Regions from separate parts of the Mus musculus genome. Here region 1 is linked to region 2. Evidence: chromatin loops called from intact Hi-C (ENCODE). Cell type or tissue: heart. All regions are shown on one strand.

Region 1 (2,500 bases), 140 kb before region 2:
CAGCAATGCTACCGTACTTAGGGGCTTTGTGTTTAAATGTATTAATCCATTCCAGCTTTCCAGGTCGTGTGGCACTTTGTTGCAGCCTGGCTTACTCTCAAACAGATTTGGGTAAACTGTGAATCAGGTCATGTAGCTCAATTACAAATGGTTGAGCAGGCATAGCATGTTATGCTGAGCAAGCCAGGAAGCAGCAGCAGTCCATGGCTTCTGCATCAGCTCCTGCCTCTACATTCCTGCTCTGCTTGAGTTCCTGTCCCGATGTCCTCTAGTGATGACCAGTGCTGTGGAAGTGTAAGCCGAATAAACCCTTTCCACCCAAGTTCCTTATGGTCATGGTGTCTCATCACAGCTCTAATAACCCTGACTAAGACACCTCAGTTGCAGCACTTTCCTTTTTTTCCACTGGTATTCAACTTTCTCTCTCTCTCTCTCTCTCTCTCTCTCTCTCTCTCTCTCTCTCTCTCTTGCTTTCCAATAGGAAGTTGCCTTCGAGTCTGGAAAGACCATGGGGGCAATGGGAAATTAAGAGAAAGAAAGCAGGTTTTGCTAGATGACTGCCCAAGACTCTGGAAAAGGCAGAGGGCCTTTTGATAGTTGTGTAGTGAGGCTCCCTCCCTTCTTTCTAGGTCTGGGGTCATGAGGATGGATTTGTCTTGGTGGTAGCAGCAATTGCAGATCTGGTCCATTATTTGTCAGCAAGAAGAACAGTGGAGGAGGAGGGAGGTGCAAATCAAATGACATGGTACTGCTGTCAAATATGTCAAGGGCTGGGAGACAGAGCTCAGTGGTTGAGTGCTTGCCTACCATACTCAAGGCCTTGGGTTTGATCCCCAGCCCTGGAAACAACAACAACAACAACAGTTAACATCTGAGTGCTACTTAGTGGATTCTGATAGGCTAACCTGCGATATCTATTATTGCTCACATTTCTACAGGGAATCTACCTGTCCTCCACAATGTGACCTGAAAACACCCTTGGGAAGGATGTGGTTACAGGCTGTCCACCAGAGAAGACTGTTGGACATGGTTGTAAGCCAACAGAAAACCTTCATTAGCTAGCCACTATACTGGGTGTTCCAGATGGCAGCGTAGCCCTGAGCCTTTCTCGGGGTGAGCTTTTAAGCACAGAAACAATACCCAGGGTTAATATACTTCAGTTGGTAAGAACATTAGCCAGGGCAGAACTTCAGAAGCCAGAAAGCAAGGTTAGTACATTTAGGAACTTTCCCAGAACTATGGACTTTGATAGATTAGGTCTTTGTTTTCATTTTGGCCGGTGGTGCTGTCTACATGCTGAGTCTTACAGCCTGAATGGAACTTCTGTCATGGAGTCAGTTGTGCTAAGGTCTGGGGCCTGTTACAGTTACTAGAGGAGCCTGGCGTTTTGCGTCCATTAGCAGTTATAACCAGCAGAGGGCACAGGTGGATTAGGAAGAAAAATAAATGGTCTAACAATGGAGCAAAATTTAAATTGTAAAAAAAAAAGCCTCATCTTCTTAGGTTAGTTTGAGTCACTACAGAATGCATTTTATTGTATTTGCTTCTTATAATACAATGTATATACCTCAAGCATATACAGTAGAATGTGTTCTTCCACCGCTGGCAAATGCTTAAGGCTTTTTCTATTGTTACCTCGCACATGTCCTCTAGAACTTTCATTTTTGCACGACTGTACAGCAACTAATGTCCCTGCCCCGGCAGCTGGAGTCTACCCTGACTGTTTTGGATGTCTTACTGTTAAAGACCACGAGACTTTTGAAGTTGGATTAGCATTTACAATATGAGATGAACCTTTGGGGACAAGGGTGGGAGGTTACCATTTAAAGAGATGGATTTGGTTGTCAAGGAATGGGAGTTCCCATGGTTGATTACCTTGGTCTATAATTACCCAGAGGTGGGTCTCTGGGCATGCCCATGGGGAAGTATCTTGATTGGGTTAACGGAGGTGAGAGGACCAGCCCACCATTGCCTGGGTGGGGCTCCTGGTGCTAATAGGAAGGAGAAGTGAACTGAGCGGAAGCTTTTATTGCTCACTGATTCCTGACTGTAAGTGCAACCTGAAGCTTCGGCTTCCATGACTTCTTTGCCATGATGCACCAATCCCTCAAGCTGAAATTAACTGTTCATGTTTCTTGTCAGATATTGTGTCTTGGTAACAAGTAACCAATGTACTTATATAAATATATGTGATCTCTATGTATGTATGTATGTATGTATGTATCTATGTATCTATGTATCTATCTATCTACCTACCTGTCCATCCATCCATCCATTCATCCATCCATCCATCCATCCATCCATCCATCCATCCATCCATCCATCCATCCATCCATCTATTGGTTTCTCAAGACACAGTTTCTCTGTGCAGCCCTGGCTGTCCTGGAACTCACTCTGTAGAACAGGCTGGCCTTGAACTCAGAGATCCATTTGCTTTTGCCTCCCCATGGCTGGGATTAAAGGCGTGCGCCACCAGTGCCTGACCTCAGTCTTTGTCTTT
Region 2 (2,500 bases):
AAGGGGGAAAAAAGGTAGAGAATAATATTTAAAATGTATCTATCTTGACCTGGACAGAGGTACCTTTGACTTGTTCCCTAATGAGGACTGATAAAGAGCTGGTGGCTATCCTTCCCAGCCCGTTTTCTTTCTGAACGCCATAGTCTACTGTGGTGCGTTTGTAAAAAGACATAATTATCCACAATCCAATTATCTTTTGAAAGAATATTTGTACTCCTACTCAAAGACAGACAATGGATTATTCCAAGATAACCTACTTAATTCCTTTGTCAAAAAAAAAAAAAAAAAGTCATGCCTAGGACAAGAAACAATGTAACAGAGAGCTTGGCTCCCACTGTCACATTTTTCTGTGCAGTGAAATTGTACAGATATTTCCACCCTCTTACTTCCAAATACCTCACACAAAGAACCTGATATGAACAGGAAGGCTCGTTACTAGATTTAAAACAAAACAAAACGAAACAAAAACCGGTGTCCCAGTTTTATACCTAGGTATCTCATTTACTGTGGCCGATTTACTTCCATTCAGAAAGAAATGACATCCCTGAAGAGCCAGCAGCCTTGTTGGCATGAGAAAGAAGAGGTGACTTTGAGAGCCCGTGCGTCTCTTTCTATTTCGGTACCTTTTAAAGCCTCGGGATTCTGAGTTTAGAGAACGCCGCTTTAAGAGTCTGATCCAGTTGCTTCGCTGTGTTGTAAATCAAAGAACTGACGGGGCCCACTGGTAGCCTGCCAAGAACGGGCAGCAAGGCGGGCCAAACACATGTCTGTCGTTAGAGTTTCATCTGTGGACGATCAACTGCTAAATCCCTGGGCTAGGCTCCATTTGTTTTACGATGAAGGCAGCTTTTGCAGCATTAAGTCTGGGAGGATTCAGAGGTATTGCTATCCGAAATGTCAAGCCTGTCCCCACCACCACTTACCTCTGGACTACTGACCTCACTTAAGCAGATGGGACTTGGATTCCTTCCTAAGAGATCACCATGGGACTGCTTTTCCATGGGGCAGGCGCCGTTAACTTGGTTAAGCCTTCTCTGTTGTAAGTCTACTAACACTGAACAGGGCTCTCGTGGAAAGCCAGCGGGTTTATGAGGGGTGAACATTTTAAAAGGGAGGCGTCTCTCTCATGCTCAGCCTTTCTTGGAGGGTTAAACCCAGCAGCAGTGAGTGGCCAGCAGCTGATGGACTGTCAGGCTGCCAGAAGTTACTGCGTTAAGAGCCGCAGAGGTCGGTACTCAAGTCTATGCTACTCTGACGAAAACCACCCAGGTCCCTTCCACAGACTTTACTGAGTGTAACGAAGCTATGTCATGGGGACACTGGAGCTCACTGAAAGAAATTCCAAGACAAAGGAATCCTGGCTTGGTGTTGACAAGGTATGATGGCTTTACACAGTGTGGCTAAGGACAGCCTTTGGCAAACGGTCTCAGACTACAGGCCAAAATGTAGCCCGATCCAAGAGTGACATGGAGAATAACATTAACCAGTGTGGCTTTTCTCTCTAGGAGACATAAAAGAATGTATGCTGAATGCCGACCATAAAAGCTGCAGAGCGTGGCTCCGGGCCACATTAACGCTTGCCTGCTTACAGTGCCAGGAGGTGAGCACATCCTCATGGCACAGAGCCCCCAGTCCCACCAAGTCCACAGTGGCTCTCAGGCGTGGAGGGAGCACTTTGGTGCCTGAGAGCATTTAAAGCATTTTTTCACACGAGGAGAAGTCATCCTCTGGGGGCAGCAAGGGACCTCGAGGGCATTGCTGAATATATCAGGTGCTTGTAGAAAATGGGAGGAAAAAGGGAGTTTATTATGAGAAACAGGGGTGTAGGACACGGGTATTTAAGAAAACTATTCAAAGGTAAAGCTTAAGTATAAAGTTTTAACCTACAGAAGAGACCAAAGAACAGTACAAGAAATACCCTGATCACCTTTACTGAGATTGCATAATTGTCTGTCTGTCTGTCATCTGTCTCTCTGTCCTTTAGAAAATCCCGAGCCATGCCACGGGGAAGTAAGTTCCAGACATTGTGGCAATTTTAATTTTTTTTTAAATTTAAGAATATAGACATTCTTCTTCTTCTTTTTCTATTTTTTTTGCAGACATTCTTCTTTATAACCACAGTATCATTATAACAGAGGAAAATTAAGTCAATAATATTTAACCTATAGATTATATCCATTTCCTATTATGCTCAAAATGGCCTTTATAAGTTGTGCCTTTTGATTCAGACTTTAGTTAAAGTTGACACACTGCATTGGGTTATTATTATCTTTTTAACAGTTAAGTCCCTCCCACTTTTTTCCTTCGGTACGATTGTCTTTCAACTTGAAGGCTGGGGAACCCCGAGGACACACATGACAGCTTTTTCCTTATGGCCATTCTCTAAGGATGAGGGGTTCTTAGGGGAGAACCGTAAGGTAAGGTAAGGTGGATAAACTGCTTTATGGGCAAGAAAGTTTCCAGAATGGTGGGTGGCAAGAACTCAGGTACAGGATGGGAA

What was found. A loop is a pair of places that touch in the nucleus more often than their neighbours do. Peaks named below come from ENCODE experiments on the same cell type or tissue, not always from the same donor. Only the 100,000 strongest peaks of a DNase experiment are listed, where the experiment ranks them.
Region 1: it touches region 2 in a loop (2.4-fold over the local background); 7 of 42 quality-filtered maps call a loop at or near these places.

Annotation. Positions count from the first base shown.
Region 1 is chr10:121,700,103-121,702,602 of GRCm38, forward strand. No RefSeq gene overlaps it. Among named protein-coding and RNA genes, the nearest start is that of Gm35865, 3.9 kb to the right of the region's middle. In heart, a CTCF peak has its summit at 1,419 (motif pointing right); no DNase peak of the experiment used is centred here; H3K27me3 peaks cover 1,197 bases.
Region 2 is chr10:121,836,242-121,838,741 of GRCm38, forward strand. All of the region lies in intron 10 of Srgap1 (SLIT-ROBO Rho GTPase activating protein 1), which reads right to left. Among named protein-coding and RNA genes, the nearest start is that of Gm46183, 42 kb to the left of the region's middle. In heart, no CTCF peak of the experiment used is centred here; DNase peaks (open chromatin) are centred at 850, 1,370 and 1,480; H3K4me3 peaks cover 479 bases; H3K27ac peaks cover 831 bases.